Regions from separate parts of the Homo sapiens genome. Here region 1 is linked to region 2. Evidence: chromatin contacts called from ENCODE Hi-C or POLR2A ChIA-PET data. All regions are on one chromosome and are shown on one strand. Each heading gives the region's core, a stretch centred on a gene start or an enhancer-like site at or near the end of the contact. The rest is flanking DNA. Distances are from core to core; before and after follow the strand shown.

Region 1 (7,002 bases), core at 2,476-4,975, 880 kb after region 2:
CACTATGTCCAGGCTCCCCTTACGATTCTGTTACTTATGTTAATAGCATTTAGTCAGCTCCTGTTTACCTGCATTTGTTCATTCATTCATTCACATTCATTGACTTTTGATCATATCCCAGGTTATGAGCTGGACACCAGGGAATAGCAAGACATGGCTTCTGCCTTCAATAAGTTTGCAGTCTAGGAGAGGAGAAAGACAGGCAGACCAGCCATCACAGTGTGGTGCAATCGATTTCCTAACAGATGGGGGAGGAATATCAAAATCATTCCCAGAGTCAGGGTAAGCCACCCTGAGGAAATGATGCTTGAATTAAGGTTTGAAGGATGAAAAATCACTGGTCCTGTGAAGAAGGAGATAATGGCTGGGGTTCAAAGTGGTAGACTGGTAGAAGGAAGACCAGAAGAATGGGAAGGGCCAGCACCTTTATAGTACACCATACCCAACCAGTAGGCCTCTTACTGCTGTATTGTAATAGCCTTTTAACTGGCTTCCTTCACTGCAGTTCCTTCCCCTACAATGTATTCTGCACTCTACAACTGATTTTAAGACCCCAAAGCCTTTGTTCTCATCTATAGTTTCCCTCAGTTATGGAAGATACATATTATTCTGCCAGTGGAGATCCTGCTTGACTATGCCCCATCTCCCTTTCTCCCCTCATCTTCTCATCTAACCTATGGATTATATGCATCACCAAAGCTGGTCTATTGGCTGACCCTGCTTCTGTTATAGGAGTTATTAAGAAATTATTTTAGGCAGATAAAGAGGTAAAGGGGTCCTTGGGAAGTTTTTGTTTATTTTAAAGCAGCTCCAGGAACATTTCTTGTCTACCAGGAAAGCCCCAGCTCTTGCTGGGCTGGAAAGCTCCAGAAACATTTCTTGTCTACCAGGAAAGCCCCAGCTGTTGCTGGGCTGGAAAGCTTTGATATGCAAATGCAGGCCATTAGAAACTGGGTCCACCCAAACATGGCTCCCTTCATCCTCCTCTTGCCCTTGCCCCCACAGGTGCCTGGCAACATGGCTGCCCCCACATATCCCTATGTGTGTAGAACATCATGGCGCCCTGCATTTGCATATTAAAAGGATAGGGTGGGAGGGCCAGGTTTTTCCACTGGCTACATGAGTGACATGCCTGGTCAAACCAATCCCCTGAGCCCTATGCAAATCAGACACCACCTCCTCCAGCTTCATCGTATAAGCAGCCACTTATTATTTGTCAACAACATGCGAAAGGCTCTTTTCTTTATGACCCTGTGGGAGAGTTCAGAGGATCAGAGTATGGATATGTGGCCACAAGCATAAAAATCTAGTTCCCTGGATTGACCTTGAGCAATTAGTCTAATATCATTTCTTTACATGACCTTAATGATTATTCAGTTACAAAATAATCTTTCCTTTGCTTAAGTTTGTAAGTTTGTAACTTTGCTTAAGTTTGTATTTCCTCTCGCACTAGGGTTTTCTCTTTGTTTGAGTCACCCCTCCCTCTGTCTCTATACAGGGGAGCTGTTTTCTTCTTCCTTGCTGCTCTCTTGCCTGTTAAACTTGTCGCTCCGCTCCTTAAAACCCCTCCACATGTGTCCATGTTAATCCTATCAGTGCAAGACCAAGAACCCTGGTGTTCCTCCAGCCATCGGAGCCGTAACACTTCTACTTTTTCCTTATTTTCTATTAATTACCCTAAAATATGCATGAAAGAGAGCAGAGATCGTTAAACATGCCAATTCCTTTCCCTAATCTCAAGTAAAATTTTTGCTGTATTGTACCCAATCCCTAGTACCATCCTCCCGGTTCAGGAAAGAGACATTATTGTTTTCTTCCTCTCCCTGCACGATACTGTAAGTGTTCCCAGTGGATTTGTCTTCTCACTGTGTGTGCACACATACACACGCTCAAAGACGACTGCATGATTTCACCCATTTGTGTGGCTTCAATTACTACATAATGACTGGTGACTCTAAGACCCAAGAGCTCAAGCTGCATTTCCAGCTGTTCCCTAGACACACCACCTTATTTTTAGGAACACGTTTGAGACTAGAGTTAGTCTTGCTTTTCAGCTCGAAGGAAATAGGTTTATGCACATGTGTGTTGGTGTGTGTGGACATCTCTAATTTGATGAAAATGGATTCATCCACCACTGTTCACCCAGGAATAATGGTCATCAGTGGCAACTGTGTCCTGAGAACATAATGCTGCACATTTTCTCTCTCCTATCTCATATAATCCCCATAACAACCCTGTGTGGTAGGCATGATTGTTATCCTAATTTTATTAATAACTAATTAGTCTTAAAGAGACTAACTTATTATTTCCTCAAGGTCATGTACCTCATATTTAGCAGAATCAAGTCAAAAACACAGGTCTAATTATATTTCAAAATCCTTGTTTTTAAATGTTGCACCATACTGCTCTCTCAAATATCTGTGCTATTTTTTGTTTGTTGGTTTATTTTGAAGCATTCAGAAGTGATCTCTGTTCATCTTATTCTAACTCCTATGGGTAAATATGTTGTTTATCTTCCTGTTTTGCCAACTAGAAACTAGAGCACAAGGAATATGAGGAGGGGTTTTTGAAGTCAGCGTGTTGACACAGTGAATGCCAGAACCAGGAGTTAAATGCAAATTTAGGAACGTACATGATATGGCATCATGAAATAGCACAGACTACAGAAATAAAATAAAAACAAAATGACTCTAACTTCTTATATATTTGAATTTTCATAAACTTGGAAGACTATAATATTGATAGAAAAAAGTATTTATTTGATCAAATACAGTTTTTCTAAGCTCACAGAAGCAAGGACAATTCTCAAAAGAATTGAGAGAGCTTGCCTTTTTCTTTTCACTATTATTTTTGCGTGGGCATTCTTAGGAAATATTTACTTTGAGTACATTATAAAGCCACAATTTTTTATGATCTGTCATCTGTGATGACAAAATGAAATATTACTGCAAAATTTCTTTTTTCCCTAAAATGACAGCTAACAGCTGAGACAGCTCCCACGAAAAGGCAGATAACCCAGACTTTAAATGTCAGAAAAAGCAAAAAACTAACTTATGAAAATGCCTTACAAACTTAAGCAAAGGAAAGATTATTTTGTAACTGAATAATCATTAAGGTCATGTAAAGAAATGATATTAGACTAATTGCTCAAGGTCAATCCAGGGAACTAGATTTTTATGCTTGTGGCCACATATCCATACTCCGATCCTCTGAACTCTCCCACAGGGTCATAAAGAAAAGAGCCTTTCGCATGTTGTTGACAAATAATAATAAAAAAGTATCTAAAGAAGTAACCCAAATGAAAAAATAACAGAAAGATGATAAAATGATAAATGCTGGAGTTGAAGAAACTTCTGTCGTGTTGGGTGTAAAAGTCATTTATGGAAAAAGTTTCTAGTTATTTTCAAAGACTGGTGCAGTGTGTCATAATTTTCTCCCAGAAATGACAGAGTCAAAAAATGTACTTAGTAGCTAAATATAGTACTTTATCAGCATTTGCATTATTTCTGTTCCCAAAGGAAAAACTATTAAATTTCCCCAACTTAATACCCTTTGCCATCTATTGCTTCCAGAACATTCCAGACAAGTGCTGGTTGAACCAGTTGTGCTTGTTCCTTGGATTTCAGCCAAATGTCCAGTCACTAGTTGATGCTTTTGACATTCTAGGCTGGGACTGAGAGTCTCTGTTGACTTCTATTCTTGTGTGATTATTCAGACTGCTATGGGCTAAGGCCCGAAGCCATGGCAAGTTGCCCCTGCTGCTTCAGGAATGACACCTCACTCAGAGCTAGTTGTCTTATGAGTTCTCAGCCACCATTTTCAATACAGCTTAATAGATAACTCTACAGCTTTGCATACAGTTTGTAACCAAATTATCCTTAGATAAGATGTTTTGTACTTCCTGACTCTCATTTTAAAGTCTTGTCTGTCTATTTTGATTCTTATACACACAGTCCCATTATGCTGTATGCAATATCATGTTATCAATTTGACATGTGTTTTAAGAAGAGGTGGCAAAATTTTTCTTGAAAGCTGTTCTTGAGTCTTTTCTTAGAAATACTGAATTTAGATACTGACTAATAAATAAAAACCCTCAATGTCCTTTCTAAAGTAGTTTGGGACCTAGAACTGAAAGAAATGTTGTAAAAGTTGTTATAATGTAAAATTAGCGAGGTAACATTTGATTGAAACATCTTTCTAAAACAATCATCAAATCAAATTAAATATGGAATGTAAGAATTCAATTTCACAAAAGCTTAAGTTTTGGGCACATATACACCATGGAATACTATGCAGCCACAAAAAACGATGAGTTCATGTCCTTTGCAGGGACATGGATGAAGCTGGAAACCATCATCCTGAGCAAACTATCACAAGACAGAAAACCAAACACTGCATGTTCTCACTCATAGGTGGGAATTGAACAATGAGAACACTTGGACACAGGGCGGGGAATATCACACATAGGGGCCTGTCATGGGGTGGGGGGGCAGGGGGAGGGATACCATTAGGAGAAATACTTAACATAAATGACGAGTTAATGGGTGCAGCAAACCAACGTGGCACATGTATACCTATGTAACAAACCTGCACGTTGTGCACATGTACCCTAGAACTTAAAGTATAATAATAATTTTTTAAAAATTATCTTTCATAGTTAATTATCACTTCATAGCTAAAATGTCAGTCATGATGCTGATACATGAAATTCTTGCTACCTGAGTTTAGAAAACAATCACCTGAATAGCTATGGTCATTAAAAAGAAAAAGTGAGTCCTCACATGTAATTGATGCACACTGCTTATACACATTAGGTTAGTGATTACTATTGTTTTTCCTATTTGATTCATTTGGGAAATTTGACCAATGGTAGCAAATTTCTCCTTAGAAAGTTTCTCATTTGAAATTGACCTTATCTTTTTTCAAAGATAGTGGAGTTCCATGGGCTAATCAGCAGTTCAAGCCATTATCTCCCAATTCCAAAGTCAATCACTTGTGATTCTGCTACCAAAACTCTCTGGTTTCCAGCCGTGGAAAGCTCATCCTCTGAGGGGAATCTTTCTTTACTGCCTCAGGGAAAACGTGAAGCTGACTTAGTTCTGGAGGCCTCCCTTTGTGGCCTTCATAGCAACATGGCAACAGAAGTTAATCATAAAATGCAGACCACATGGTCAATTTCTAACCAAGAGAGATGAATTCATTTGAGAAGTTCAAACTAGACATACCCCTAGCTACTGATACAGTAAATAGCAGGATTTAGTCACATTTAATTCATCAAGGCAAAATGATGACAACCATTTATCAAGAAACATCTATGTTATGGATGTTGTGTACACATCGTCTGGAATTTTCAAGACATTTTATTAAAGCACTTGGTATTACACCTTCTTCATATATGGGCAGATAGGGTCAGAAAGGTATAAGTAACTCGCTCAAAATCACATCTTTGTCACATCTAGTGACTTGTCGAGGTAGGATTTAGTCCCAGGACTGGATTGATACAAAGGCCAACCTCACAAACACTCCTGATCACACCTCAAAATTTAAGTGGTTAGATGGTTATATAGTTAGGGTTTTCTTCAGAAGCAGAATATGAGATGTGTGTGTGTGTGTGTGTGTGTGTGTATTGTGTGTGTATATAATATATATACATAGTGTGTATGTATGTGTATATATATATAGTATGTGTATATACATATATATATTGTGTGTGTGTTTAGAGAGAGAATAGTTTAACAAATTGGCTCGTAGAATCTATAGAGCAGGCTGAAGACCCAGGGAAAGTTTGCCATCTGGAGGCAGAATTCCTCCTTCCTCAAGGGTAGGTTTGTCTTTTCTCTTAAGGCCTTCAACTGATTGAATGAGGCCCACTCACATGATGGAGGGGAACGTACTTTACCCAAAGGTTACATAGTTAAGTGTAAATCTCATCTAAAACGTATCTTTTCAGAAACATCTACATTGGTGCTTAACCCAAAATTCTGTACCATGGCCTAGCCAATTGGACACATAAAATTCATTATCACAATGTAGTAAAATGTCAAGAGTCTGATTGGTAATTGATGGTTTGGGGGTCTTTCCAAGGTTCTATGATTTCATTGTTCTACACATGAAGGGAAATGCTGGAGTGGATGATTATAACCAAAGGAGACACATAAGTGTCCTCAAAGAGTTCACTATCAAATAAGGCAATTGATATGCGCATGAAGAAGTTGTATTAAAGGTAAAGTTCATGCAGTGGCTTTCTTGATCTCTTATAAATAGATTGTGGACATTTGCCAATGGTTTTCGGTCTTCACCCTTTCCTGAGCTATAGCTGCTAGCCATTTTTCAGGATAAGGAAGCAGAGATCACAAAGGTCAGTACCATAAGTCAGTATGACTGAGGGTGAACTGAGAAGTGTTATCTCCCTCCCCATCCTTTTCCTGCTGTCTCAGTTTCTGCCTCTGTTTTGCGAGTCCAGTGCAGTTGGTTCAAATGAATGATTCTGGGCATGCAGTCAACATTTGTGTGTAACTCCGCCCTAGATTTCTAGTGGAGCGGCAGAGCTACTTAGTGGTCGAATAGGGACCCTCCTCTTTTAGACCGTATGATTTCATTGTCCGCTCAGTTCCAGGCAGAGAACCTGGGGCGTGGTTAGTGGGGAAGAAGATATTGCTAAGAGGAGATCAACTCTACCAACCCTGGTACAGCTGATGAGACCAACATCTCAGACAGTTGTTATTCATATCCGTGATCTAACATTGACCTGTTGTGCCTCCAGTGAAAAGCGTTTTGCTTGTTGTCTGGGACCCCATGAAGAAACCTAATCTGAGAGTAACACTGCGTGTGAAGTGTAAAGTCAATTTACAGCAAATATGATTAATATGCTCCCCTACCCTTGCCTGCTCCAAAATTATTCTTCCAGGAAATCTCATTAATGGTTGAAAAAAAAAGATTCTCTTTTATTTCTAACCAAATGTATTGTGCCACCTGCTTTACAGCCCCTTTATCTTGCTGAAG
Region 2 (7,284 bases), core at 422-2,921:
GGTCAGAGAGAAGTACTAAAGCTAGTTTGTATCTTGGGTGACTAAATTAATGGGCTATATGTACAGAGAACCAAAAAATAACATTTGAGATAGAAGTAGAAAATGTATAATAATTGCAGCTCTCTGCGATCATGGAAAACAATTGATTCAATCTTTGAAACGACTGATATTCATGACTTCTTTTCAAAGTAATTATTAAGGTCAGTTTCCTATAAATTATTTATGTAGTGAAATTCACAGGCACTGAAGTAATATGGAACTTAGAAACAATCCTATCATTTGCTACAGCTAAATTGCACCTTTTTAGTAAGTTCTTATATTTCCCCAATATTTAGAATTTGAACATCTTAGGGTGAATTATATATAATTAGGTGTGTCTATGTGCCTTCATTTTTAACCCATCACAGGCACATCCACTGATTGGCCTGTGATGTCTTAGACTGCATGTCACATCAAAAACCCTAGTTGAATTTGCCTCAACTGGAGAGAAAAGGAAAACCATTGTGTCCCATCAAGATGGTGCACCTTTTATCTTATGTCTTAGCCAATGACTCCCCTATTCTCAAATTAAGAGATCCTGACAAATTTGGGGTACAAACCTAAACATAGGTAAAATTTAAATTACAAATACTTCTACCTGGGGTCTTCAGTATTTTATAATTCCTTCTTAGAGCTAAGCATAATTTTAAGTGCTAATAATGAACAAAATTATCCTTATTGCTATTTTTATCCTTTTTTCTAATATCCAACTTCTAGCTGTGGGTTTTACATATCTGGCCAACAAAAAGTTTGAAGACTAATCACAAAAGCATGTATAAACACCAAGAGGTTTTAGCATGTGTATAGAATATGAATTTGGAAATGTTTACATATGCAAATATTTTGAGAGCTAGAATTTTATTCTTGGCATAGAAACTAAGGGTTTTTTTCTAAGCACATTGCTACAGAAAACCGATATCCTGGAGGGATTGTTTACTCGGAAGAGGCTTTGGGATAAGAGTTACACTAGCATTTAATGATGTTGATCTAATGTTATTTTATGGTTAAAGGAGCTGCAGAATTTTACCCTAAACTTTTACCTTTTATCTAACTGTCTTTTTTTTTCCACTTCTTTAATAGTAAAAAAAAAAAAAAAAAAAAAAAATTAAATTGTGGTATTATAACACAGAGTGCACTTCTTTCTCAGTTTCATTGATGCCAATGAAGGCAAAATGGAATGAAATGTCATACTGACTTGAGTCATTAAAAAAAACATGTAATTTTAGTGTTTAGTCAGTAAATGAATTCAATAATATTCACACACGAATCTTTGAAAGAGTCATTTGGATTGCTTTTTAATAAAATAGAGCTAAAGCCTCCAGCCCCAATGGCCACAGGTAAACCTCAAGGTTGCCATCAAAATGGGCTGCAGTCTCCAGCCATTGGGTTCTGTCATGAGATTTACCATCACTGTGTTTCCCTGTTTTGACTGATCACTAAATACCTGAGGTATTTTGTTTTATTCCCAGGCACTAATTTAATGCTACCTTTGAATGTTCAAAAAAAATTTGCTGGTTATGTATTTGATGTTTACCTACTCATATGTGAAAATAAATACTTGAGATTACATTTGTGAGCTACTGTTTGAACTGGGTTTTTCTGCAGGAAAACCTGCTCAACCGGTTTTACCAAATCCCTAGAAGAATGTTTTCTGATACAAAGAATGGATTGTTACACAGGACAAGATAGGTAATTATGAGATCATGAATAAGTTTGTCTTTCATTGTGAAAGTACATAAAATAGGAATAGAATGTGTGATTACTGATTACAGAAGTTCTTTTACTATGGAACTTATAAGAAAAAAAAAGGAAGTTACCTAAGAGGGCATTCAAAAAATGCTCAGCTTGTTGTAACCCAAGCTAATGAAAACAAGGAAATTTATAGTTAAGGCTGACTTCCAATACCTAGGCACCACAGGGTGTCTTTTAAACCACTTCCTTCATGTGGCCCTTTGAGTCCATGGATGGGAGGTCGGCTTAAACTGTGAATTTCTTTATTATTAGTTTCTAACACAACCTTAAAGTACTTTGAGTGTACTCTGAGACTTTCTGGTTAGTGCGTTTAACTTCCTCTCTTTAACAACATTGGTATCACCTTGATGGGCTAAGCTACCACAACTGAGATTCAATGATTGCCAAATGGAGATATTGCTCTAGTTTTAGTTCCAAGCCTGGTGGGTTTTCCTTCACTATGCAACACCACTGATCACCATGCATGGGGTTTTTCAGAAGTGACATCTTCATAAAATTTTTTTCCTGATATTAACTAACACACAATTTATTTCATAATGTTAACAAAACTTTTGGAAGGCTTTCAATATCCTTATTGTTTCAAAAACAAGTTCAAGAAAGATACCTTCTGTGTAAAATTACTGCTATGATTTACAAGAAAAGATCTTCTGCAGTCTTCTTTGTTAAGTTGAGAGGGTGAGATTCCATTGGTGACAGGGAGGAAACAACAAGGCTCCCCTTTCTCATTACTGTCCATTTGAAACCTCTCTCTACAGACTTTGATCCTTAGGTGGCTGCTCAAATAGGTCACATGGTGTTTCTGGTTAGATAAGGGAAGTCCTCCAGTCATTTTTAATAGTCCAGTTTCAGCAATTTTATTGTCCAACCAACGCAACTGTCAGAATCCTAAACTTAACTTGGAGTTCTTGTTTCCCTCCTTCTCCCTCCCACCCCTTGGGCCTGCTTTGTGGAGACCTACAGTGTATTGGAGCTGGGAAACCAATACCACCAAACTGTGGTCTTCATACATGCTGAACTGACAAAGAAGCCTCAAGGTCTCTCTGACCTTCCTCCATCCCCAACTATCTCTCCCAAAGCATAGGATGAAGTCATTCTCTGAAGCTCCCTTATCTGACTAAAGTCCAGACCTACCAAAGAAGAAAAAATTACCTCTGGTCCTCTCCATAAGTTTTCATTAACTGAACTAATTTCACAGGAAAGAGGACTAAAGTCTCTCAAACTTGAACAGACTTGTGTCACAAACCATTGTTCACTCTGTGGGCCCAACAGACTTTGATTCAGACCATCATAGGTTCTTCAAACTCATTGAATTCTCCCTAGGAATTATGTATTGCCCCTCAACAGAATTCCTCTTCTCCCCTCTCCTATAACCTGTTTTGCCAAGATCCAAGCCCCCATTCATTCTGTAACTTCAAGATGGTTTATAAGCTTCTGCACCCCAATGGGAGGTGGCTTCTTCATTCTGAATGCCCCTGTCACCCAAAACTATGATCAAATAAATTTCTGTGGCTCTTCTCCCATTAATCTGTCCTTGATGAGTTGATTTTCTAGCAAACCTCCTGAGGGTGAAAGGGGAACTTTCCATTTGCCTCTTATAAGTGGAAGCTTCTTCCTTTCAAAAACTTCTCCTTTTCTCACTTTACCCTGTCCCCACTAGGCGGCCTTCTGGCTCTTCCTGGATTGGAGTGGGCTTGGGGAAGAAGGAGAGGGGAGTGGACAGAAAACCTCTATGTTCTCTGGACTTTGCTCTCTGAACTTTGGGGCTCTTCCAGGATAACTCTTTTTGTCTTCGGATGCATTTGTGAGTTCTCTGGAGACACCACCTCAATGCATGTGTCCCATTATGTTCCTTTAATGAGGTCAACATTCTTTCTCTGGCTGCCACTTAACATACCACTCAGGTTCTGTATCAGTGACACCCCTCCAAGCTCTTTCTGCTCTTTCTGCTATCAGTAAGTGTGTGCTTCCAGATGGGGTCACTGTGACAATGACCTTCCAGCTGGTGCCTTCCCCAGGGCTCACCTCTGTTATTCTAGCTCCCCATGTAGCTATGGCCTTCAATGGGACAGGCTGCATGATTTGTAAGGCCCACTGCAAAATAAAAATGCAGGGCCTCTTGTTCAAACACTATTAAGAATTTCTAGGTGGTGACAAGAGACCATTAAACCAGGTGTGGCCCTTCTGGGTGTGGAGCAGTGTGTGACTGCACAGTCTCAGGCCTAGCTCTTCATGCTGTGACTGGTAGGGCTTCAACACCACTCCACAATGTCTCCTAAGACCTAAGTAGCTCCTTTGGAGCCCTGTTCAGTAAGCAGAGAGCCAGGAGAAACCCCCATGCCCTCTCTTTGGATTGAGGAGGCAAATGGTAAGTACTAACTTTCCTTAAGAAGAATGTGTTGAGCATACCAGCATCACTCTTTGCTACTGTAGGAGAGAAACAGTATTTTTCTCACCCATCTCAAGGTTCATGACTGAGGCCTTTACAATAAAATACAGATTAATAAGGGAAAAGCATAACACATTGATTTAATATAAATTTTACATGTGTGGCAGCCTTCAGAAATGAAGACTCCAAAGAAACAGGGCAACCTGTGTTTGTTTCTGCTTAGGTTGGAGGAAGAGGACAGAGTCGTGCAGAAGTAGGATTAGACAGAGGGGGATATGAGCTACCTGTAATAAACTGGGGGAGCTTAGCAAGGCCTGTTTGTTTAGAATCTTTGTATTAGTCCATTCTAGCACTGCTATTAAAAAACAAATAAACAAAAAACCCTGAGACTGGGTAAATGTGTAAAGAAAAGAGGTTTAATTGGCTCATGGTTCTGCAGGCCGTACAGGAAGCATACTGGCTTCTGCTATGCAGAGGCCTCAGGAAACTTAAAATCATGGCAGAAGGTGAAGGGGACGCATGCACATCTTATATGGCCAGGGCACAAGGAAGAGAGAGAAGAGGCAGGTGCTACATGCTTTTAAATGACTAGATCTCATTAGAACTTAATATTGCAACCAAGGGGGGTGGTGCAGAACCATTAGAAATGACCCCTGTGATGCAATCACCTCCCACCAGCCCCCACCTCTAGCATTGGGGATTACAATTTGAAGTAAGATTTGGGTGGGGACACAGACCCAAACCCTCAGTCTCCTTGGCATCTCCGTGTCTTCATTCCTTTCCTCCAAGTGTAGACAGGAGAGGACCCCAATGGAATAAGGGTCTTATGGGCAATGCTTCAGGAACAAAGGTCGAGGAGAAGGTGGGCTTCCTGTTTGTGCTGTTTCCTCATATGACAAGGTGCCCTATTTGGGAATAGCATGTCCTAAACCTTGTCACTACCTTCAAGGTGAGCCTTGAATCAGAGGTTGTCAAAAATCTTCTAAGCACTTGCCTAGTCTACACAGCCAGAGCTGTCTTCTAGCAGCTGCACCCAGATTCCTCTCCGGGAATCCCCCAGTGCACCACCCCCAGGCCACTTCCCTCCAGTGGCCATCCACCTGGCTCCCTATGGAGCATGCAGCCCAGCCCCCAAGCCCCAGCTCCAGCATGCTGCCTTCCACGACAGGGGCACTACAGGCTGTGGGAGCTTTGAGAGGGAGTACCAGGAAGGGGACCCTTGTTCTCTTCCCACTGAGAAAAAGCAATTATGTGACCTGCTTTAGAATCTAGATGCCACCATGTTGTGACTACAGAAGTGAAATCAAGGCCTAGAAGTAGGAAAAAAAGGCTGAAAGCTGATGATCTCTTCCGATCCGCTGCACCCAGACCACACAGCTCACAGTCAAACGAGTCAGAGGATCCCCTTTTTGCTTAAGCCAGTTTGAATTAGGTTTCCTTTAATTTACAGAAAGGATCTTAACTATTACATTTATCAATACTACCCTTTTGTATTTCATCATTTCTGTTTTATTCCTAAGTGATAATAACTGTAAATATGAACTTTAAAATATATTAAAATACCATGAGCCTGGGTGACATGGAGAAACCGTGTCTCTACAAAAAAAAAAAAAAATACAAAAGTTAGTCGGGCATGGTGGCATGCACCTGTAGATCCAGCTACTCAAGAGGCTGAGGCGGGTGGATTGATTTGATTATGATCATGTCCCTGCACTCCAGCCTGGGTGACAAAAGGAGACCCTGTCTCAAAAAAAAAAAAAAAAAAAAAAAAAAAGTCACGTATTTTTACCATTATCCCATCTATATCTTCCCAATGTTTTGTTATTGTTCCAGGCCAGGTGACCACACTGCTTTTTCATACACAGGCGAAAGGAAACCAACATTACATACATAACTACAACACAAGGGCACATATTGGAAGCATGACATTTTGGAGGCAATGGTAACAAAATGTCTAAGGTCCTTGAGCCCCTCAGAGACCTATTCTAGAAAATACCAATTTATTAATGTGAACAGTGATTACAATTCATTATTTGATGTTAATGAACAAAATAGAATGTCATCATGTATATAACATTTAATGTTTTCGTAGAACTTTAATAATATATATAACTTTTCTAAAAGAATGGTATTTAATGTCTCTTGAATTGTAGCTATGTCATTAATAACTGTCATTTTGAAGTAAGCAAAAGATAAAGGACATAGAGAAAAAATTATTAGCAAAAGCAACAAAAAGAACATTTGAAAGCTTGACCTTCTATTTCCTCCAAATCAGTGTAACTCATAATGAATGTTAAGGGAAAACTGTAATATATTTTCTTCCATATTTTCTATCTGTCAAAGACACTGATACCTATTTTTCCTCATCAACATGAACAGTTCACTGAATGACAGCAAATCAAGCCTTATACATATAACCGAAAAGCAAGGGAAAGCCTGTTCTTAGAAGAAACATGGTATAGATGGCCTTCTGTGTCTAGAAAAGCTACTGCCTTTACTATTTCTAACCACGGGCTGACATTGTTATTTTAAAGACAAAACTGGAGGAGACCACAGTGGTGGGGATAATATTTTCAACGTTCTGCAGCTGCATTCATAAAGTGAACTCTCTTTGAAGTATAAAATTAATAGTTGAATGACACACCTCAAAGAGTGCCCCCAAAAGGTGACCAGAGCCTAACTCTGCAATTTTAAAATGTGAACATTTCCAGAGATGGGAACCCATGGGTGCTGATAGCATCCCCATCTGGGGCCTATTTCTCCTGCCATCCATCTACACGTAGTCTTCTTTGAAGTCAAAAAAACCTCTGAGGGAAATTGTTCCAGGATAATAGGTTGGAGGTACTCTTGGCAAATTGCTCCAAAAATAAACAAACACAAACAAAAGACTGTGAATCACAACTGTATTGTAACTTAAATGCAGCATTTTCCCCATGGAAACCCTGAAAGACTCTCTACAGATAGATATAAATGATAGATATACACATGCAGAAAGAAAACTTGTATATATACACATACGTAGGTATATTGTCTTAACAAGAACAAGTTAATCCTCATGAATAAGGTATCAGTTTTGAAAGTATTTCTGGAAAAAAACAGAGGAAAGA

What was found. Hi-C counts contacts between places; a loop is a spot of excess contacts on that map. ChIA-PET counts read pairs that join two places held with the same protein, here RNA polymerase II (POLR2A).
Region 1: a map of posterior vena cava shows a loop between it and region 2 (15-fold over the local background). The contact joins two enhancer-like sites. A Hi-C loop is called at or near these places in 1 of 168 maps with a recorded cell type or tissue (posterior vena cava). POLR2A ChIA-PET finds 5 or more read pairs at or near these places in 1 of 52 experiments (WTC11).

What each region holds. Positions count from the first base shown.
Region 1 is chr13:107,022,511-107,029,512 of GRCh38, forward strand. No RefSeq gene overlaps it. Among named protein-coding and RNA genes, the nearest start is that of SNORD31B, 290 kb to the right of the region's middle. Within about 2 kb of position 3,726, at least 5 of the 41 ENCODE cell types and tissues checked have a DNase peak (open chromatin) inside an H3K27ac peak, as active enhancers do.
Region 2 is chr13:106,142,705-106,149,988 of GRCh38, forward strand. No RefSeq gene overlaps it. Among named protein-coding and RNA genes, the nearest start is that of LINC00460, 230 kb to the right of the region's middle. Within about 2 kb of position 1,672, at least 7 of the 41 ENCODE cell types and tissues checked have a DNase peak (open chromatin) inside an H3K27ac peak, as active enhancers do.